Linked DNA regions of Mus musculus: regions 2 and 3 are each linked to region 1. A link is a loop called in an ENCODE intact Hi-C map of the cell type or tissue named here. Cell type or tissue: left cerebral cortex. All regions are shown on one strand.

The links. Peaks named below come from ENCODE experiments on the same cell type or tissue, not always from the same donor. Only the 100,000 strongest peaks of a DNase experiment are listed, where the experiment ranks them.
Region 2: it touches region 1 in a loop (6-fold over the local background); 15 of 42 quality-filtered maps call a loop at or near these places.
Region 3: a loop joins it to region 1, with 25 times the contacts of the local background. A loop is called at or near these places in 5 of 42 quality-filtered maps.

Annotation. Positions count from the first base shown.
Region 1 is chrX:77,633,749-77,641,748 of GRCm38, reverse strand. It overlaps Tbl1x (transducin (beta)-like 1 X-linked), which reads right to left. Exons shown (of 16, transcript NM_020601.2): 3 at 242-355. The coding sequence starts at 299. Gm52447 (a long non-coding RNA gene) reads left to right here. Exons shown (of 3, transcript XR_003953113.1): 2 at 3,563-3,623. Among named protein-coding and RNA genes, the nearest start is that of Gm52447, 4.6 kb to the left of the region's middle. In left cerebral cortex, a CTCF peak has its summit at 3,453 (motif pointing right); DNase peaks (open chromatin) are centred at 2,797 and 3,496; H3K27ac peaks cover 377 bases.
Region 2 is chrX:77,414,350-77,422,349 of GRCm38, reverse strand. No RefSeq gene overlaps it. Among named protein-coding and RNA genes, the nearest start is that of Tbl1x, 93 kb to the left of the region's middle. In left cerebral cortex, a CTCF peak has its summit at 4,383 (motif pointing left); a DNase peak (open chromatin) is centred at 7,999.
Region 3 is chrX:76,677,037-76,685,036 of GRCm38, reverse strand. No RefSeq gene overlaps it. Among named protein-coding and RNA genes, the nearest start is that of Cldn34d, 78 kb to the right of the region's middle. In left cerebral cortex, a CTCF peak has its summit at 3,956 (motif pointing left); a DNase peak (open chromatin) is centred at 3,957.

The DNA of each region.
Region 1 (8,000 bases):
CCAGAAAAGAAAGCTGGTTACTGGGGCTGGTGAGATGGCTTAGCGGGTAAGAGCACCAACTGCCCTTCTGAAGGTCCTGAGTTCAAATCCCAGTAACCACATGGTGGCTCACAGCCACCCATAATGAGACCTGATGCCCTCTTCTGGGGTATCTGAAGACAGCTACAGTGCACTTACATATAATAAATAAATAAATAAATAAATCTTAAAAAAAAAAAAGCAAGTAAAGAAAGCTGGTTACCTGATTCCTGGAGGTAGCGATATACCAGAAAGTTCACCTCGTCGCTGGTAATGCTCATCTTAGCCTCACCTTTCGGCGATGAGGTCTTCGTCTCGATCAAGTGTGAGCCACCCTCTGTTAGAAAAACATCAGAAACATTGTTTTGAATATGTTGTATGTATTTGTCTTCTGAATGTGTGTGCATTGCAGTGGGGAGGGGGTGGCGTGTGTGCTAGGGACAGATTCAGGGCCTTATTAGGCCAAGTGCTCTACTACTTTAGCTATACCCCTTTGAGATGATTTAAATACAGTATCACATACTTATTATGGGTTGACCAATTACCATCATATTGTATTATAACTAGACAGATAGATGTATGTGTATATACACATGAACATATAAATATGTGTGTATATGAAAGTTGACACAATCGAGAGTGGCCTGAGAAGAGACTCAATGAAGAACCATCTAGATCAAGCTGGCCTATGGCCATGTCTGAGAAGGAGTATCTTTTTTTTCCAACATATTTTTATTGACTATTTGGAGATTTTGAATCATATACCACTATCACATTCATTTTCTAGTCTTTCCCTGTCCACCCCCCATCCCTGTTACACCCCCAGCCAAAAAAAAATGGAATTTGTATTATCTCTAGATTCAGTAGAGCGTGGTCAAAGCCTCAGTGGCCTGGTCACTAAATGGAGACAAGTGAGTCCTTACCTTCTGGCATCCCTGCCAGAAGTTATCTATTGTGGAGGGCAACACCTCAGCATCCTATCATAGTTTTAAGAGTTCTCCTCATGGCTTCCTGTCTAGGCTATCACTATTGGGGGGGGTTATCTTCTATGCCCTCTTTCTCAACTGCCTCTAGTCATCAATATCTGTCAAAGTGGCTTATTTGTTTAAAAAGACCATGAGGACATAGATTATGGGCTTTGACATGGTTTGTAATATCAACACACCACAAACAGGGTTCCTGGGTTGCAGTAGAGCCATGGACCACAGCCCTGCGATGTAGCTGGGATCACTGACATCAACTCGGCATCCTGCCACAGCATAAACCACAGACCTCAAATTTCTTGATAGTGTTAATTGATAAGAGAAAGCCCAGCCCACTTGATTGGCACGCTGGTGGAGCGGGGTCCTGAGTGGATGAATATAAAAAAAGCAAGCTGAACACATGCACACATTCACATTCTCTTTGGCTCTTTCCTTTGAACTATCTGCTTCAAGTTCTTGTCTTGATTTCTCCTCAATGATGGGCTATATCATGAAATTCTAAGCAAAACAAACCCTTTCTCTCTTAAGCTGGTTGTGTATGTGTGTGTATGTACACACACACACACACACACACACACACACACACACACGCGCGTGTGTGTTTCTATCTTCCAGGCAAAATGTTTTCCCAAAAAGAGAAAAGCTGGCATATATTTTAGGGTCAGGATATGAACCATACCAGGGAAGCCAGATTCAAGGTCAACATAGAGTACAATCAGCTGATTTTGTATTTAGTCAGTGAAACCACAGTGCATTATAATTCAGAATGTGCATGGTAATGGAACCTACACACATGGAACCCTGAACCGACGTGGGCAGATGTGGCTGGATCAGTACTTTACCATACAGAAGACACCTGAGCAGACTGGTAGTGATGTCAAGTCTTCCTTGGAAGAATGACAAGTGTGGTCCTGGGGAAATATGCATCACAGTGTCATCTCTTGGAGAAGTTTAAAGGGGTCTTCACCATAAACTTAAAGGTCACTCTATATACAGGATATGAGAAGCCCCAAGGGTGGTGAACAGGTGTGGGGTCAAGTAGCTACACATGTCACCTTGACATTACTTCTGTGTCAGGGCTCCAAGTAAAGAAAGAGATGCAGGAAACATGGGGGGACAGAGATCTCATGGAAATGACTATGCTACACCAACCAGTTAAGACTGATGAATGAGTGAGAAGAAAATACATTGCATACATGTATAAATCTTTCAAGAAACTAATAAAATACATATATAAAAATGCTTATCTTCCTTTGTTGATACTAATGTATTTGTGCAAACATTGCCACAAAACTATGACCTGCGATTTCTACTTGGTACCTTAGAGGGAAGAAATAGACTCAGTAAATAGCTATAAATTCACATTGAAAGCTAACAAAAATATAACTTAAAGAAGTTAGAAAATGCAAACATATGTGTAGAAAAAAAAAAAAACGGTACCTGAGCATACCAGCAGACTTGGTAAGGCTGAGTAATGTCATAATGATGAAAGTCCTAGCTGCAGTGACAGGCTTACAGTCTCAGGGTTTCTCTACATCCCACACAGCTACAAACATCTGATTTTTCTATCAACAACTTGTTATGGGATGGCAGAAGTCATATTGCATTATTATAGTGACAGAAAGAAAATAATTTGAAAAATGGCCAATCAAAGGAAACAGCAATGCAGAGAGCCACACTGGCCATCTCTAGCCACATACAAGTGGAAATCCAGCTCTCATTTAACACATGACCAATTAGTAGGAGAGCACCCACTTCAGCTTGAAGCTGAGAGTCTCCAAGAAATGTTTGGCAACCCTCCTGGTTACAAATAAAAGGGAGCATTTGTTATGCTCATAGAAATGCTCAGCCCCAAACAGAATAGGGAAGATGTTTCATCTGAGTTTATTTTCTTGCCTGAACTAGTTTTTAATGGAGACACCTTCAAGTAGTTGATGGGAAGTCTTTGAAGTTGGGACTGTACAGGAATGGAAATAATGAAAGTAACTTAATTCTATCTGGAGTTGAAGCCACAACTAAATCAATTCCCCCCTCCCTCCTTCCCTGCTTTTGAAAAAAAAAAAAGTTGATGACATCTCTGAACCTCTTGCACTAGAAATAAGTGTCAACAGAAATAATAATTGGGTTATAGATCTCAAGAAATTAAGAGAACATTATGTCTGCTGTTTTTGTTTTCTTTTTAAGACTTTAAGGTTGCAGAAATTCCCTTTCCTTCACAAAACAGGTCAAGATTCAGTATCCACAGATGGTTAAGTGACTTATTTATTACCGGTTTTCATGTGTGCTTACAGTATCCAATAGCTATTATTCCTGGGGAAACAAGAGGGTTGCTCAAAATCAACAAGATCTAAATTGCTATGCAGTATCTTTAAAAATGGAAACCTGAGGCTTCCCTAGTTCAGAGAGATGGTGCTGCTTTAAGGATACAGAGAACGAATTCATTACTTGCCACAAGAGGGCAGTTTTGTTCTGCAGTGAAGACGATGGTACAAGGTACTCATATTTTAGTGTGGGTAATACATCTGACACGTCATTATATGGCAAAAATTCTCCTTTCACAGCTTGTCCCATGATTCAGAGAACTTTTATGGCCATGACAAGATGCCTGTGTTTCTCAGAGAGGTAAGAAAGTATCTTGTTCCTGCTATTAGCATGCTGTTTTTTATGCTGGAAGAGTCTGAGGTAAAAGAAATTATCTGCTGAGACTCAGGACTCTGTCCTATTTCCATGAGAACCCAAAACAGCCAACCACAGAGGATGAAAAATGGTCTCAATGTACCCCCCTTCCATGAAGAGCAGGAAAGACAAACGTTACATGCATATATGAATACTAAATAAGTTTTCATAAGGTGTCCGTTTCTCTGCTGAATTAGTCTTAGCAGCTCATAAATCCCTGGCTTTTTTTCCATAATAAGGTCTCTAAGTTACATTTATTTTCATTTCATAATTGGTAGCTACCTTAAGACAAAATTCTTTTCATTAATAAGTAGTCAGCCTTGGAAATTTCCTCATGACAACAGACTGATACAGTGACACTTGAGGTCCTCTCTCTGTAAATGTCTTTCCTGTTCTACTATAGATACTCCTTTGTTTGTACATTGGATTAACAATGGGAGAAGGGAAGGAAATACACAAAAAGATGGTCAGTGTGCATTTTATAGTTTGATCCCAATTGTGAAAATATGCAAATAAGTAAAGGCTGGGAAGAAATATAACACAGTGGAATAATATGCAGCCATTAAAACAATACTTAGGAGAAAAATGCCTATGACAGCGTTAGGCAGAAAAACCAGGTGAGGGTTGGGGAGATGGCTCAGTGGGGAAAGTGCCTACTATGTGAACATGAGGACTTCGGGTCAGATTCCCAGTACCTATTTAAAGGATTGGCATGTGGTGTGTAACCTCAGGGCTGTGGCTCAGAGATAGGCAGAGATGGGATTTGATGGTTAGTAGGCCTTTCAAAGGATCAAACTTCAGGTTCAGTGAGACTCAAAGAATAAATGTGGAGAAGCAGTGGAGCACATGACATGGACCTCTGGCTTCCACATGTGCCTGCTTATATGAGCAAACACACCCCTAAACACACATGCATCCTTCACCTCTCATGCACAAATCAGTCAGCAGAAATAGGTGATGTGCGCATGGTACTACATCTTGTTTTGTGTTTTTACACCCTCCTGATCATTCATAACTAGGTCTATATGGACAGTTATGTTGCATTTATATATCTGTGTGTGTTTTTGAACTTTTCACTTTGTATTTTTGTATTGTAAAAATGAACTGGATTACATTTATTAAAATATAATTAAAATCTGGCAAAGACTTAAATACAGGGTTGAGAAAAGAGAGTTTTCTGTTAGAAAAAGAACTCTGGTTTTCAAATGAGATTATTTTCAGCAAAAGGCATGCCAAAGAGGGATGTATTGTGCCTGGCTGCCTTACTGGATTGATTAAAATGTGCCCTCCTAAGGTTTTCCGCTAGACCCCGTGTGCACAGCCATGACAGAAGGTAATGTTACACAAAAGGAATGCAGAAGGCAGACCCAGAAGTAAATATTCTTGGACATGTTTATGTGGTTAAGAGCAGACATCTGCTGTGGAAGTCCACTTCACAGTAGTGAAGGATATGCACAAGCCAAGCAGTAAGACTTTCTTAAAATTTCTCCCCCGAGACTGGTAAATCAGGTGGCTTGGACAATACCAACACACAGGACCAAGCCTATCTAGGAACCAGGCTCAGCTCTAATTGTTGAGGCTTGGCGCCTCCTTTACCTCAGCTTCACTGCCTAAAGTGACACACATTTCAAAATATATCATATCTGGGGACCAAGTATTCAAGTACATGAACCTGTTGGGAGCATTCACATCCTAACCCTGGAAAGCCTCTTTTCTATACCTGTATACACAGGCACTAAGTTTTGTTGATTAAGTGTTTAGCAGTTTAAATTCCACAGTCAAAAGACTGATAACATTTTTGTGGTTTTATTTTATTGCTTGTTTGTTTTTTGAGACAGGGTCTTGTTTATATACACCAGGCTGGCCTTAAACCAATTTCCTATCTCAGCTTCCTGAGTCCTGGGTGAAAGGAGTACATCACTATAGCTAGTTCGAGACTGATAACACTTTGTGTGGTGTTTGTGTAGAGTATGTGTGTAGGCACGTATGTGTGTGCACGTTTGGAAGCCAGAGGTAAGAAATAGATGCTGGTCTCTTGTTCTCTGCCTTAATTTTTGGCGCAGGTTATCTCAGTGAACCTGAAAGTTTCCATTTGGGGTAGACTGGGTGGTCAGTGAGGTTCTAGGATCTACTAGTTTCTCCCCTGCCTCAGCACAAGGTTTACAAGTGAGTACATAACACTATCACATGACCAGAAGACAGAGGAGGGAAGAAGAGAAGCCATTTAGTGAGCTCAGTAGGCCATGCCTCTTAAATATCCACTGCCCAACTGCTTCTAGCACCTGAATCCTTGGGGGCAACACACTAAAATCGTTGTATTGAGTATTCACTGCACCCAATTTTTACTTGGGTATCAGGAATCCACTCAGGTCGCTTATGGTCACACGAGAGGCACTTTTCCATCTGAGCTATCTTCCTGGCCCCAAGACTGATTAATACCTGAAATGTAAAATAAAATAAAAAGGCAATAGCAGCAGTGAGCAGGGTCCCTCAATCTCAGTCCTGATACTAGGTATCATATCAAGGTCCTATCTTGTGGAGCCTGTCTCTGAGAGTCGAGATTTTATCTCCAATTCAAAACAGCTACAACAGATGAGAGAGAAACCACTGTGTTTCACCAGCTTGAGATTAGCAACCCAGCACCTATCACCAGAGTTTATATACATAAACTGATTGGCATTCAGCAAGTTCAAATGGCTTCAACATAGGTTCCCTGACCCACAAGACATAAACCATTAGAAGATGCTTGCTCATCACTATGGACTGAATACAACAGTTTGAGTGTGTCCCCCAAGAAGTGACATGTTGACATGAGTGTGGTAGTAGAAATTTAAAAGGCAAGGTCTCCTGAGGTCACAGACTGGCCCCTACCCCTTCTCTGTGTCCTAGTGTTGTGATGTAATCCCTCTTAGCAGTGCGATGTGATGACAATGAAGAGAGTGAAGCTACAGGGCCCTCATATGAGCCAGACCTACCTATATATGATGTTTGGACTTTCAGGCTCAAAAACTGAGTTAAACAAACTTCTATATTTGAGTAAGTAGCCAGCCTCACACAATTCCTTTAGTAACAAAAAAACCCAGCCTAATTCAATGACACCTCCACCCCAAATCTCTCTGGTCTTTCCTAGTCTAAGGCAGGTTTTTTCATTTCTACAACAGAAAGCAATTGATTTTTACTAGAACAAGACCCACAATATTTCAGTCATTTTTAAATTTACTTTTCTGTAAATCTAAAAAACTGCCTGCTCTGGAAAATGATACCCTGAATACTGGCATGCAAGAGTTTGCATGGACATGGTTTTATTCTTTGGTGTATTTATTTTGAAGTAGAGACTTTTGGCCATATAATAGTTCTAGATCTGGACTAGTGAAGAACTATTAATCCGTTTTAAAGCAGCTACTATATCCATCAATATTTTGGGAGCTTTAATTTTTATTATTTTATGCGTGGGGGTGTTTTGTCTACATGTATGTCTGTGTGCTACATGCATGCCTGGTGTCCACTAGAAGAGACCATCAGATACCCTGAAACTGGAGTTACAGATGCTTGTGAGCTGCCAAGCTCGGGGATGGGAATCAAACCTGAGTCCTTCGGAAGAGCTTTATGTTCTGGAAGTGATATAATAAACATTGTGATATTTTTTAAAAAGTGGGTCAGAGTTACTAAAAGCCATTAAAATGTAGCTGAACATTTAAATATGTGCAAATAAAACAAAGCCCTCAAATCAAAAGGAACAATTATTTACTTCCTTGCTTGTTTATTTACTATTCTGTTACAGTGCTCAGGATGAAACCTGGGGCTACATCCACGATAAGCAGATGCCTTACAGCTGTGCTGTACCCCTAACCACTTCCTAGCATACTTTGGATGTGTATTTCAAGTGATCAGTTGGCACACACACCACTCTCTGCAGTCTGGTAAATCCTGGCCTGTGACTAGATTTATGCAGGGGAATCTGCATGAACTTTCTACAAAATTTCAAAGTTAGTCAGCAAGTCAGTCTGCAGACAGACATAATTCATATTCACAAACTAATGAAGCAGTGAATTCACATGTGGGATACAAATAAAGATACACTCCTGGGTCCCATTCTAGTAAAAGTGGCAGTTTACTTGTAGCTCATGATATTGACAAGAAAGATTTTTGAGTGTTGTCTCCTCACAGTAACACTTGGAGAAGTTTATTTTAGCTCAGCCAAAATCCAAAACTCTTAGAGGGTCATCTAAGGTGAAAAGTAAGTATGAAAGCCCCAGTAGGCTGCTGATGTTCCAGCCTTCCCTCTCTCCTTCAATTTCAGCTGAAGTACCTGCAATTTCTTTA
Region 2 (8,000 bases), 220 kb after region 1:
CATGTCTGCTCCTTAGAGTCCAATTTCTACTCTGTGCTTTGAATTCGGTGACATTTGACTTAAAAAGAAAACACATTCAGAAAGTTCTGGGTTGGAGAGCATTGAGCTGAGCCACCACATTTTTGTATATGAGAAGCAGAAGCTACAAAAATTGCTTCTTACAGATAGAGTTTTCAAGTGGATTTAAAGGTCTCACTTGTATGTCATGGATGTACTAGAGAGGTGGCAGGTATTTTTCTGTGTCCAGGACTAAGGAAGCTCTGATGGAAGACTTTCACTGAGGCATTTAATCTGCTATGGATGGTATTCCTAGGGTCTTGGTTAGCCAAACCTGTCATCTCAATGTAGAATAAAAATAACCACATACAACATAGAAACAAACAACAAAAATTATTCAGGGTTCTTTAGAGGAACAGAATTTATAGAATTAATACATATTTGCATATATATACACATACATACACACATACACATATTTGGTACACACAGGCATATATATAGGATCTTCTAGAGTGGGTTACAGGCTGTGGTCCAGGTTAGTTCAATAATGGCTGTCTACCAGTGGAAGGTCCAAGAATTGTTCAGTCCACGAGGCTTGATGTCTCAGCTGATAGTCAATATATACCTGAATTCCAAAAAGTAGGCTCTATTGCCCATGAAGGAATGGACTTGCCAGTGAGAGAGTAAGAGCAAGTAGGCAAGGAGCAAGCTTCCTTCTTCCAAGCCCTTTATATATAAACTGTAAGTAGAACCTGTGGCTCAGAGTAAAGGTATATCTTCCCACCTCAAAACAGCTAACTGAAAAATGGGTCTCCCTATTTCAAATGATTTAATCAAGAAAAAAAAATCCCTCAGAGGTGTACCCAGCCACTTGGTTTTAGTTAATTCCACATATAGTCAAGTTGACAACCAAGAATTAGCTATCACATGGGTTAAATGCCTATAAAAGTTTATTGGCAAAACCAAGGTAAGTCCTGATTTGGCTTGTGAGCGTCATCTGCAGGGACTTTCAGGATTAAAAAAAATAATTAAAAACTTTAAAATTATACTTATTTATGTTTGTGTATGCATATGTTGGTCAGAGGACACCATGTGGTTTCTGGGGATCAAACTTAGATTGTCAGGCTTGGAGGCAAGAGGCCCTACCTATGGAGCTATTCTACTGATCTCTTTTTCATATATATATTTTGAAACAGCATCTTTGGTGTACCTTCACCTTACTGATTCGAACATAGCAAGAATATATTTTATATGTTTAATTAAAATAAATAATTTTCTTTTGGGATAGAGCCTCATGTGATTATCTGATGGCCTTGAACTCCATATATAGCTAAGAATGACCTTTAATTCCTGATCCTCCTGCCTCTACCTCCTGAATGTTCGATTATAGGTATATACCAGAAAGCCTTGTCACACACTAGACAATCTCTCTACCTATGAGATACGCCCCCAGCTTAAGAAAAGTTTTTTAAAGGGACAGTATAGCCAAATTGTTCAGCTACTGAAAAATGTGTTTCTAGATGCTGTCTTAATTGTTATGAATAAAGGAGAAGGGGATGTGGATACAGCTCTGTGGTAGAGTGCCTGCTTAGTACTAGCCAGGCTCTGTGTTCCATCCCCAACACCACAAACCAAACCAACAAGACCCCAAAGAAATAGAGGAGAGAAACTGGGCCTAACAGAAGTGATAGAGATAAAGCCACCCCAGCAGGGGATTTGGATTGTTGATATAATGAAAGAAAGGGATTTTCCCAGAGAGTTGTGGAAGTGCTAAATCTCCTCTTTCTTCACCTAATTACAGTCTCATATATATATATATATATATACACACACACACATACACACACACTGTAAACTGGCATGTTGTCATTCAGAGGAACTGTGATGGGGGAAAATGTCCTGAGATGTCACAGCTGCTCACAATCATGTTTAAATCAAACCAAACCAAAAACCAAACCAAAAGCCAAATCAAACTAACCCCCACCCCCAGCAAAAGATAGAAATATATTTCTTAGAGATAGAGTGGGGAAGTTTTCACATAGCAGAAAGTGAAATCCCAGGAAAATTTTAAATTGAAGTTTGATTTATCACTGGCTTCATGCTTTCTCCTCAGTACAGAGAGAAACAGGAAACAATTTATGTCCTATGAGTTCTGCAGCCTATGAATCATGTAGAAGAAGCATTGCTGTCCAGGTTGCATTTTGTTTCATTTCAAAAGTAAAAGTTTCCAACACGTGGCCTGTTCCTTCAAGGAAAATGGGGAGGGGAGAAGGAATGGGGCGGGGGCATTTTCCTTCTGTTTCATTATTCATTGATTTGTCAGTATGAGAAAGCCTTACTGTGCGCTTAGGTACTTCTCTTAGCATGTGACATACATATGTTTATCCTCAAAATTATCCTTTGAGCATTGCTACCACACAGAATTCTTAGGGAAAATATAAAAAGTTTAGGAACAAATTTTGTTTCATTCTGTAATTAAAATATGCATCATTGAAACAGCTTCCCGATAAATTATCAATGTGAAAATTCCCAAGAACTAGAATAATTTCTAAATTATTTGTTGTGTTTTAGAAATTGATAGATTAAAAACAATATGGCACCACTGTCAAAATAATGCCTTAAAGTGTTCTAGGAACATCCCAGTTACAATTCCAGGGGACTCCTACTTCTTTTCTTCAAATCTGCCCCATACCCACAATGCAGGTAGGAGCATCCTAGAGGGATCAGGAACTGACAACCTTTCCTTTGGTGATTCCTTGGGTACTTCTTTGCCTTTTTTCTTTTTCATTTTCTTTTTCTTTTTCTTTTTTTTCTTCTTTTTTTCTTTTTCTTTTTTTCTTTTTCTTTTTCTTTTTTAACAGTGTCTCTCACTGGCCTGGAATGTGCAAATCAGGCTAGGGTGTCTGGCAAGTGAGCCCCAGGGTTCCATCTGTCTTTGCCTCCCTAGCTCTGATCTCATAAGTGTGCACCACCACACCCAGGTTCCTAGTCAACCCCCTGCACTCTCCCTCTCTCCCTTTTTCTTTCCTTCCTTCCTTCCTTCCTTCCTTCCTTCCTTCCTTTCTTCCTTCCTTCCATGTATGCATATGATGGATATGTGCATGCGTATTTCTATGTGTATTCTTGTGTGTGAATGTGAGAATGCAGGTGACATGGAGCGTGTGTAGACTTCAGAGGACAACCTAAGGTGTGAGTTCTCACCTTTCACCTTGTTTATGACAGGATCTCTTTGGTGTTTGCCACTGCATATACCAGGCTATCTAGTCTTCCAGTTTCTACACAGCTGGCTTTACATTATTCAGGGGATTCAGATACTCACACTGTCAAGCATTTCACTGACTGAGCCATCTCCCCAGTCCTCAACAATTTACAGTTAAAAAACAATTGCATTGTTCCCCGTGTTTTCTTTTACAAACAAGGTCACTGGAAATGGCATCAATTTATATCAAAACACTTCATTGTTATTTGAAAACAGTTTCCTTATATTTACACACCTGATGCAACCTGAAGACACCCCCAGCTTTGAGATGCTCATTCAAATAGCAGAGCCTGGATTAAACAAACGTCTACAAGGCAAAAACTAAGCATTGCCTGGGTGATTCCTTTGTCGTTCATTGTCAATGGGTTCCCAGGCTTGGATGTGGTCTTAGTGGACCCATGTGATAATAGTATCTGTTAGGAGATACACTGTGAATGCTAAACCTGATAAAATCCAAGTTTTCCTATCATTGCTTGCTATATAGGTTCAAAACATAGACCCTTTTGGTAAGTTAGTAAAATACCAAGAAGAATAATTATTGGGTATAAAAATAGCAAAAAAGACCAGTAGGTAAGGTAGTTAAAATTCCTTTGCAGTACAGCCTATGAAATCTTCCTTTCCTTTATTGATGACCCCACATAGTATTCCACCACCACCAGGCCCCCCCACCCCCCGCCGATTCTTTTTGTGATGGTAAGCTGTGGTGTAGGAGCAAACACAATCCACAATTCCTTAAAATCAACTTGACATTGTGTGTGTGTGTGTGTGTGTGTGTATGTGTGTATTGCTTATCTATGCATTCTTGTGTGTGAAGGTCAGAGGTTGACATTGGGAGTCTTTGTCTTATATCTCCACCCTATTTTTTTTTTTTTTGAGACCACATATCTCACTGTTTCAGTTAGGTAGACCATCAAGCCACCAGAGATTGGCTTGACTTTGCTTCATGGTGACAGTTCTTTCAGTTACAGGTACAAATCCCCACATCCAGCTTTTGTGTGGGCACAGGTGATCTGAACTCAGGTTCTCCTGTTAACAGAAATAACACTTCATTCACTCAATCATCTGCCCAAAACCCCTAAGTTTTCCTCTTGTTCAGTTTATGTGCTGCCACCTGTTGGTCCCAAGTGACCTTGTTCATCACACTAATGTGGGAATCCAGGTCCATGGAGATGAGGGAGAAATGACAATCCTAATGGGCTCCTAGGGCAGCTCTCTAGAATTTTGTGTCTTTTACTGTATTAGTTACTTTTTTGCTGTTTTGACCAAATACCAGATAAGAATCAGCCCCTATACCCAGGGACATGGTTGAGAAAGAAAGAGGGCTTATGATGGACACATTCCTGTGACTCCACAGAGTTTTCTTATTTTGGGCAGGGACAGGCAGGGCAGAGAGGTCAAGGGTGGAATGAAGATCTGAGAACAACCTCTCTTTTCAAATAATAGAAATGGTGATATATGGCAATACATTATGATAAAATATCTTTTACATCCTAAGAGACTAGAATTTTTGCTGGACCTGACAGCCAGAGTTAATACACCTTGAGGTCACTTAAAACTGCTTTCCTACTGTGTACTCAGCCCATTTGATTAACCTGGCTGTAAGAAGAGAACAATGTAGCAATCAACCTTACTTACCTTGACTTTCCCATATGACCAATTTTTACAACCTAAGCTAAAGCATAGCTATAATCTTAAACTATGCAATCTTCCATGCCCCTGACCCAGAACAATGCATGTATATCATTTGCTGAAAGCAGCAAATACAGAAGCGAAAACAACCTTCTAAGATGAATATCCAGAATAAATGTTAAACATAAGATTTGGATATTAGCTGACAAACAATGATGCTTGTAGTATTGTTTGTTATCTTGTCAGTTGGGGTCAGTTGGAACTAGTGACTTAATCCCTTGTAAAACTCTGTGAAAGATCTCTGTAAATTATTACTCATTCCTTCCCCATGTGATGCTTTCTCTGTTATTCAATAGAAAGGGTGCAGTCCTTTGTTAGGGACATATAGAGTCTCTCTGTCTCTGACTCTCTGTCTGTTTTTGTCTCTGTCTCTCTCTCTTACACACACACACACACACACACACACACACACACACACACACACACACACTGGGGCAGGGGTAGCCACAGACATAGATAGAGATTCACAAGACAGCCTTCAGGCAGGCATAGATTCAGACTCATACAACAAACAAAGAATGGAAGACATGGGGAGCTTGATGGAGAGAATTCAAATCTGGACTAGGTTAAGTAAGTCCAAGGGGAAGTACATTTATTTCTGTCCTTAATGCAATACTGATGTATTATTGGTGACTTGGAATTGGTCACTTATGGGGATGGTTGTAGTAACTGGAGGAAGAGAGTAAGACAGAGATTTGAATAGCCCTAGAACTTCTTTAATCCAAGCATGTATTAACAGACCAAAGACATTATATACCTGTTATCAAATGAAAAATCATTTGTCAGATGAACACATGGTGTTCAAAGTTGCTTTAACAGTTTGGGGTAGGCTTGTTCCTGGGTTTTGTGGAGTCTATTGTGTATATTGAACGCCTGTAGGTCTATGAAGTTTGAGGAGGCTTTTTATGAGTGTGTGTATGTATGTATGTATACATGTGTGTGGAGACCAGAGGCTGAATGTCATTATGAACCCCTCTATCTTATTCTTTGAGACAGAGCCTCTCATTGAACCACCTGTCTAGGTTGGCTCACCAGAAATCCCTGCTGTCTCCACCTTGCCAGTGCTGGCTGTGGGGCTCAGTTTTTATATGGGTGCTGGGGATCAAACTCAGGTCTTCATGGTTGTGTAGCAAATCCTTTACTGACCAAACAACTTAACCAGCCCTGAGTAGAGTCCTTGAAAGGAAGAAAGAAAGAAAGCTTGGTGTTGTGTTCTGTTTCTGATCTGGATGTTTATAACTATGTCAGACCACTACATGGCCAATAATACTTACCTTAATCAATTCTAGTATCTCTGTGTATTGATGGAGGAATGAGCATGGATATTCAAGCCTCTCATTAAAATAATGTTTTTAATTTGTTTTTGTTTGTTTGTTTAATTAATTAATGAATTAATTATTTTTTGAGGCAGGATTTCTCTCTGTAGCCCTGGCTGTCCTGGAACTTGCTCTGTAGACCTGGCTGGCCGCAAACTCAAGTATCCACCTGCCTCTGCCTCCCAAATGCTAGGATTAAAGGCATGTGCTATTACATCAGGCCAGCCTAAAATGATGTAATACTTGCATGTACCCATACCCAATTGTTTTTTTTTTAAACTTGTTTTGCAATGTTAGGGATGAACTCACATGTTCACACATACTAAAGAAGTGCTCTGGGCTGGAGAGATGGCTCAGTGGTTAAGAGCTCTTCCAAAGGTCCTGAGTTCAAATCCCAGCAACCACATGGTGGCTCACAACCATCCAAAATGAGATCTGATGCCCTCTTCTGGTGCATCTGAAGATAGCTACAGTATACTTAGATATAATAATAAATAAATCTTAAAAAAAAAGAAGTGCTCTACTCTGAGCTATATATCTGACTACATGAGTTAGGTTTCTAGTACCCATGTCATGTGGTTCACAATCATTTGCAACTCTAGCTCCAGGGGATTTGATGTCCTCTTTTGATTTTCATGGCGTTATACTCATGTGTATAACCATACATATACATATTTAAAAATAAAATAAATAATTTTCATGGAAAAGGACTTGTGGTGGTTTGGTGCTTGGCCCATGAGAAATGTCACTATTAGGAGGTGTGGCCTTGTTAGAAGAGATATGGCCTTGATAGAGGAAGGGTGTCACAGTGGAGGCAAGGCTTTGAGGTTTCATATATTTGCTCAAGTCTGGTCAGTGTGACACAGTCTCCTCCTGGCTGTCTTCAGATCAAGATGTAGACTTCTCAGCTATTCCAGCACCAAGTCTGCCTGAACACTGCCATGCTTCCTGCTATGATGATGATGGACTGAACCTCTGAAATTGTAAGCGAGACCTAATTAAATGTTTTCTTAGATAAGAATTGCCTTGGTCATGGTGTCTCTTCACAGCAATAAAACCCTAACTAACACAGGATCCTTCACCAGTTAGTCTAAATCATGTGTTCCTCCACAAAACCCCTTCATGATGCACCTAGCTCTCAAGATGACTATGACCAACCACCTGACTTTATGACTACCATATGGGATTCTGTTTTCATACCTCTTCACAAATAATTTATAATGAATGAAGTTAATTTGGAAATTCAGGACCATTGAATTTTTCGTGACTTTACAAGTTCTTTAATTTTTACTTTAAAAATTCTTTTCTAAAAAAACATGTATTTATGTATGCGTGCGCGCACACACACACACACACATACACGCAAATTCATGTATACCTCGTCTATGTAGGAGCTGGAGTTAAAGGCAATTTTGAGCTGCCTAATATGGGTGCTGGGAATCAACTTGCTGCTGAGCCATCTTGGCAGACTCAGTTTTTTTCTCTTCCTCCTCCTCCTCTTCTCTTTCTCTTCCTTTTCTTCCTCATCCTTTCCCCTCTCTTTCTCTTGTGGTCATTTCCAATGCCTTTGCCCTAAATAGTAACTAATACATGGTGAGATACTTTCTCTTGTGTGGAGATACTTTCTTTGTGTGGGATAGTAGCAGTGAATTTCAGGAAGCAAGATTTCTACACTACAGATAATGTGTAGCAACAGCTGTGTGGATGGAAAATTCCAGAGCCTTTTTTGTTGTTGT
Region 3 (8,000 bases), 960 kb after region 1:
TCTCCAGCCTCCAAACAATGAAAGGAGAGAATTTAATCCTTTGATTTTTCCTCTGATCTCCACACAGGTGAGGCCCAAATGTCCCCCTAAGCAATTTTCCTACATGCCTGTGTTCCCATACAAAAATCAATAAATGTACATCAAAAATCATGAATTCCTAGCAGCAATGACCAGTAGTTCAGTGATTATTATTGTCGTTTCTTTTTCTTTCTTTCTTTCTTTCTTTCTTTCTTTCTTTCTTTCTTTCTTTCTTTCTTTCTTTCTTTCTTTCTTTTTTATTTTTTTTTATTTTTTTTGAGACAGGGTTTCTCTGTGTATCCATGGCTGTCCTGGAACTCACTATGTAGACCAGGCTGGCCTCAAACTCAGAAATTTGCCTGCCTCTGCCTCCCAAGTGCTGGGATTAAAGGTGTGTGCCACCATAGGCGTGTGCCACCATGCCCGGCTCGCTCTTCCTTCTTTCCTTCCTTCCTTCCTTCCTTCCTTCCTTCCTTCCTTCCTTCCTTTCTTTCTTTCTTTCTTTCTTTCTTTCTTTCTTGGTATTGTCGTTTCTTGAAATACTTACTATGCTTCGAATTCATAAGCTTAGTCAACTTTATCCTGTCCCTCATTCATTCTCCAGAACCAGGTGGCTGAAAACTATGCCAGTTTTACACACACATATACACACACCAGTTGAACCCAGTCTCATTAATTTTTAATACATTTGATGTTTTCTATTTTCTTTTGTATTTTTTAATTTTTCGATTATAGCATTTCTCCCATTCCCTTTCCTCCCTTCAACCTTCTGATAAAGCCCCTCTGTTCTTTCTCAAATTTATTGCATTTACTTATAATATATATAAATTCATTTATAATACATATTATATATACATATAATATATATTATGCTTATAAAATATATTAGCAGGCTATATTTTTTCTAAATATATGAATATAACCTGCTCAGTCCATGTAACATTACCTGTATAGAATGGTTTCAGGACTTGCCATTTGGTATTGAATAAATAACTTGGGGTCTCTTCCATTGGGAAGATACTTATCTCAGTCTCAGCATTTTTTATGTGGTTATAGTTCTTTACCTATTGATGGGGCCCTGAGAGCTTTCTCCCTTTCATGTTGGCATGTCTATTGACATCATCCTTGGTTAGGCATCTTCTCTAACATTTCTATAATACAGTCTCACAGCAAAATCTTGTCCCTTGGGCTCTTACAATCTTTCAGGCCCTCTTTCACTATGACACTGAGCCTAAGCTGCATCGTAGATGTATCAATGTAGAGAACCCTAAAAACCTAAAAATAAATTTAACATATAAATCAGATATACTACTTCTTGTCACGTGTCCAATGGACTTGACATTCTACTCCACAGATAACCACTCCCTTCCTAGTAGTCAAGAATTATAAATAACCTCAATGCCCTTCAACTAACAAATGGATGATGAAAATGTGGCAACACAGACTCTGGAATAGTATTCTGATGTAAATGAAAACATATACAAAACAATCCTGAGATTCCACCTCACACCAGTCAGAATGGCTAAGATCAAAAATTCAGGTGACAGCAGATGCTGGTGAGGATGTGGAAAAAGAGGAGCACTCTCCCATTGCTGGTGGGATTGCAAGCTGGTACAACCACTCTGGAAATCAATTTGGGGGTTCCTCAGAAAATTTGACATAGTAATACCAGAAGATCCAGTAATACCATTCCTGGGGAAATACCTAGATGTTCCAAATTGTAATAAGGACACATGCTCCACTATATTCATAGCAAACTTATTTATAATAGCCAGAAGCTGGAAAGAACCCAGATGTCCCTCAACAGAGGAATGGATATAGAAAATGTGGTACATTTACACAATGGAGTACTACTCATCTACTAAAATCAATCAATTTATAAAATTCTTAGGCAAATGGATGGATCCTGAGTGAGGTAACCCAATCACAAAAGAACACACATGATATGAACTCACTGATAAGTGGATATTAGCCCAGAAACTTAGAATTCCCAAGATACAATATGCAAAACTCATGAAACTCAAGAAGGATGAAAACCAAAGTATGGAAACTTTGTTCCTTCTTAGAAGGGGGAACAAAATACCCATGAAAGTAGTTACAGAGACAAAGTTTGGAGCTGAGACTGAAGGAATGACCATCCAGAGACTGCCCCACCCTGGGATCCATCCCATATACAACCACCAAACCCAGACACTATTGCATATACCAACAAGATTTTGCTGAGAGGACACTTATATTGTCTCTTGTGAGGCTATGCCAGTGCCTGGCAAATACTGAGGTGGATGCTTACAGTTATCTATTGGATAGAACACAGGGTCCTCAATGAAGGAGCTAGAGAAAGTAACCAAGGGGCTGAAGGGGTCTGTATTCCTATAGGAAAAACAACAATATGAACTAACCAGTTCCCCCAGAGCTTGTGTCTCTAGCTGCATATGTAGCAGAGGATGGCCTAGTTGGTCATCAATGGGAGGAGAGGCCCTCCTTGATCTTGTGAAGATTCTATGCCCCAGTATAAGGGAATGCTAGGGCCAGGAAGTGGGAGTGGGTGGGGTGGGAATCAGGGTTAGGAGAGGAGGGTATAGGGGATTTTTGGAGAGGAAACTTGGAAAGGGGATAGCATTTGAAATGTAAATGAAGAAAACATCTAATTAAAAAAAAGAAAATAGATTTTTTTCACATATAACACACCGTGATTATGGTTTTCCTTTTCTCTGCTCCCCTCCATTTTGAATTGATGCTCTTTCTGACTCTCATTAGAAAACACACAGGCTTATAAGGGATTGGAATATGAGATAATATAAGATAAAACAAAAACTAACATATTGTAATAGGCACAAACAAACGACCAGAAAAAAAAAAAGAACTCAAGAAAAAGCATAATGAATAGATATAGATGCTGATACCAACTCAATCGCATACTAAGGGATCCCATAAAAACACAAAATTGGAAGTCATAAGATATACACAAATCACTTGTAAAATATAAAAGAGAATATTATATATATATATATGTATATATGAAAAAAATAACTTTAAGAAAAGCACTGGAATGATATTAGGAGAAGAGGAATCTACAGAGATGCTACTGAGATCATTTTCTGTTGACTGACTGCTGCTGGAAATGTGGCCTAACCTAAAGAGTGGTGGTTTGTTTCCCCTGTGAGACTGAGAAAATTTAAATTTCATTTTAAAGTAGTTATCAATTGGGAATAGCTTTTAGATTAGGGATGAAGTCATATATATACTTCCCCTCACAGCTCCAAGACCCACATCTAGTGCAGACCCATGTAGGCCTTGTGCATACTGCCTCAGTCTGTATGAGTTCAGAAGTGTTTCTTGTTGTCTAGAAGACCTTATTTCTTTGGTTTCCTCTATGCTCTCCAGCTCTTACAATCTTTCAGGGTCCTCTTCCATAGTGTTCCCAGAGCCCTAGGGGAATACATATGTATTTTTAATTCTGCAAAATTCTTACAACTTGGAAGGAAGCCTAACTAGCTTCATAGATCTAAAGCTCTGCAGTTGACTTTTGACTGGACACAATTCTGTTTTTCTATGTCAGGTTGTAAGTTTCAAATACTAGGAAATAACTTTTATTATAGAAACAAAGAAAATACTGAATAAAACCATCATTTAGTAATATTACATGCTAATTTGAACATTTAATATTCTTCAAAATAACTAGTTCTCTTTGCCAGAATAGATATAATTTGTCTTATCAAGTGGCTCTGTTCACATAAATGAAAAGATAAATATAAACTATTTTTACATGGAAAAAATGAGTTGCATACTTAAAGCTTGTAGACAGTTCTCTGATGTAATCATTGCATTTCTGTTACCAATACAAATTTTTATGTTCCCTTAAGCTTTGTCCCCCAATGGTAAGGCTGGTGTTGATGTATTCTACCTGCCTGTGTATAAATGAAAACCACAGGTGAACACTGCCACCTTGTGTCACACTGCTTAAACATTATTTAACTGTCCTGGAGAACTGAAATAGATTCTTTTAGCCCAAGATAGATTCTTAGCAGAGGTTTCCCTTTTGTTTTCTTTAAAAATGTCCATGTAATATATTTTCCCTGCTCCTTCCAGATCTGCCACCTCTCTATTTACTCAATTATATTTTCCTTTTTTCCATTTAAAAATATCCACAAAACGAAAATCACCCCCCAATAAAACCCAAATAGCTAGTAAGACAAAAAAAAAAAAAAAAAAAAAAAAAAAAAAGACAAAACAAAACAAAATGAAACAAAAAGCATGGGCTTGCTCCAGGGAGTGAAATACCCAGTGACACTCTATTGGAGAAAACTTATTTTCTCTTTCCAAGCAGGTATTTATCACAGATAGCTTGCTTCTTGGGTAGGGCTGAGAGCCTTTGCCCCATTCCCATTCTTAGTGCTGGGATCCCATCTGACTTGAACCTATACAGGTCTTGTTACCAGTCTTTGTGAGTTCATATGTTTATCAGTCCTGTTGTGTCTAGAAAACACTGCTTCTTGGGGTCATCCTACACCTCTGGCTCTTATGTCTTTCTACCTCCTTTTGCACATAGCTCCTTGAGCCCTGAGGAAGGGCTTTGATGAGGATCTCCATTTTAGGATTGAGTGCTCCAAAGTCTCTCACTCTCTGCAGTGTCAAGTTGTGGGTCTCTGTGTTAGTTCCCATATAGTGTAAGAAGAAGCTCAGAGATGAGTTTTAGACAGAGATAAATACTTTCTTTTATTTCTCAAAGGAAGAGGATTATAAATGTAGGTTACAGTTACTTAACATATATTCAAATGAAGATTCTGGAAAGATTCTTGTATGATCACTTCTATCTATGCAGATAATTCATACTTTCACTCTAGCAACACATTTCTTTTTCATTTTCATTGATATCATTATATAAAAATATGTTCAATTACTTCAATTTTTGGAAAGCATGATTAAAGAGTTTTTAAGTTTATGACTGGCAAGTTTATTGGACTTGAAAATGTGCAAGTCAAAACAGTTTAGGATTATAAAAGACGGAAAACCACAGGTGGCCTTACAAATGGCCTGGACTGATGTGAACCATCTAAAATGGAATTTGAAGGGCCTGAAGAGATTGCTTATTACTTATGAGCACTGGCTGTTCTTTCAGAGGACTTGGACTTGACTCCCAGCAACCCACATAGTGGCTCACAGCCATCTGTGACTCCCGAATCTGATGACCTCGGTCTCTACTGGCACCAGACATGCACATGATACACAGACATGCATATAAGCAAAGTACCATTACACGTAGAATAACAAATTTTATAAAAGGAATGGAAGAGTGGAAGAATACCTATTTATCAAGCCTGAGACCCAGGGTTCAATTCAATCCCAAGTGCCAAACCTAACCATCCAAACAAAATTTAAGAGTGTGTAGATTTGAGGGTCCCTTAGCCTGGAGTCCAGTTACTTAGCTCATGTTTGTGGCCTAATTGAGTACATGATCTGAGGGCCACTCTGTTAGAGTGGAAGGTCTCAGACCTCTTAGTTTAACAAGTTTTGTCTGAGGCCCCACTGAAGATAATGGGAATGTCTGAGGTACTTTTGAACAAACGGGGAAGTATCAGAGTGAGAAAAGTCCCAGAGTAAGGTGGGCTAAGTAAGAAGGGCATAAGAACTTCCCCTTTGCCCTAGGAAGCCTCAGAACCTCCAACTCATACAAAAGGGTCCTTAGACATGCTCCTGTGCTAAAAGAGTCTGAGACCTACCTCTTAATGACCAATGGGACCACAGACATACCTCTTCTGCCTGAAAAGGCCTTATGCCTTTTCCATCAGCTGTAAGGGTCTCAAGACCTTCATTCTAAAACTAAAAGGACCCTGACCTTCACATTTTCACACGGGGCCTAAAACTACCTTCTGTAACCAATATTTCCTCAGTCAATTCCTCTATGCTAAAAAAGGTCACGAATCTTCTCTTTCTGTCCTGAGGATCTTCAAATTTCTCCCATTGTTAAGTGGGATTTGGTCCTTCACATCTCTATCCAAGGGAGTTCTAGACCTTTTCCTCTGCTCAAAGGTACTTCAGACCTTGCTTCTTCTCAAGGAGTCTTGATGAAACCCCTCTGCCAAATGAGGCCTTAGGTCTTTCCATTTGCCTAACGAAGTCTTAGATCTTCCCCTTTGCCCTAAAGGGTCTCAGACATTCTCCTTCCAACCAAGAGAACCATATATACCACTCTTTCTTGACTTAATGGGCTGCAGATCTTCCTAGTAAAACCAAGCAGAACTCTGGCCTATTCCTCTGAACAAGGACACAATAAACTTTCCTCCTCCATAGGTTCTGAGACCTATGGTCTATTACCAAGAGGGTTTTCAAACTGTCTCCATTAAGTCATGGAAACTCACACCCTTTACATTTTCTTAAAGGAGACTTTGAGCTTCTATTTCCCCAGAGGTCCTCAGAACAAGGGTTATTTCTTGGAAGGTCATCTGAGATCAAGTATCCCAGTCTTCTCCCTCTGCCCAAAATAGGGTGTAGCCTCTGACCCATGCCTTTGACCAAGGTATTTCCAGTCTTGTTCCCTCTGAACAAGATGGCTTCAGACTTTTCCCCTCTGACCATAATGATCTGTAAAGGAATGCCTTTGACCTGCTATCTATGACTAATGGAAGAGCATAGCTTCAATTTATGCATAGAGTAGAAAGACTCCAGGAATCTATCAGTGAAAGTTGAAAGTCCATGACCATCATCTGCAGTGGGGCAAGATATGAATACTGATTCCTTGTTACGAAGTTCTAGGTTAAGTGTAAAATATTTTCTGTATTATCTGTATGTATAACAGCAGATCAGGAAGCAGCTTAAGCTTTCTTCCAGCAAACTGGATGGCAGTCTATAGTTATGTCTCCTCTTCAGATATTCTCTACTGCCCAAGTCTGTACATGAAGATTCTTGCCACTCCATTTCTTGTAACTGACTGGATTCTGGCTCCAATTTCTAAACTTAGTATTGGGAACATGAAATTAGAGTGGTCAAAGGTCTGCTGATTGGAAGAGAACATCCCTGGATACTAGGTAACAAGGAGTAAATCTTTGGCCTTCTTTGGCATTCTAGGATAATCTTGAATCTCGTTGGTCAAAAGGTAAATTTGGGAGTCTGTTTAGTCATGGGGTGAGTTCTTAGGCTCTTCTGGCAAGACATAAAAGGTTTGAGGTCCCTTAGACTAAAGAGGGAAGGCCTAAGGACCCATATGGCCCCGGGAAAGCCCTGGGGCCCCTAAAGAAAGAAAATAGTGACAATTAAGATGGCTGCTTTGGGCAGAGATGGAAATTCTGCAGCACCTCTTTTCAGAAATTAACTTTGTGTACTTGGACACAAGGAAGTCTGAGGTACCTTAAGATGAAAACATATCCCCAAAGGACCCCTGGGCAGAGAATTAAGGCTTGTGATCCTATTGTTGAGAAGATTTAGATGTATATACCACCTTTGTCATAGAGGGTACTTGTGAACCCCAAGAGGCAAAAGGGAAGATCTAAGGAACTTTTGGTGATAAGGATTGGGACATTTCTGAGGTCGTTATGGGTAAGATTGAGGGATGCAGTTTACTTTGCAAAATATATGGACACTAGTTCTTATTGGGCAAATAGATAAAGACTAATGTTCATTTGGGCACAACAGATTGGAAGTCCCCTTGGCCAGAGAGAAAAAAATCTGAGGTCAAGGATACATTATATATCCCTTTTTTCTCTTCTTTTCTTTTCTTTTCTTTTCTTTTCCTTTCCTTTCTTTTCTTTTCTTTTCTTTTCTTTTCTAAAATGCTTGTTGGAACCTTTTCTAAAGAAAAAAAGTGGTCCTCAGACTTATCTCTTATGGACAAAATACCAGCAGAACTTCACCTTTGATCAGAGGTGGGAGGTGATGACTTCTTAGGCATAGGAGAGTTGTATTAAGGACCTCACTGTATGAGGAACCTGAGTACCCCTTGGTAGAGAAGGTAACTCTGAGGCCCCCTTGGTCTGTGTACTGGCTAG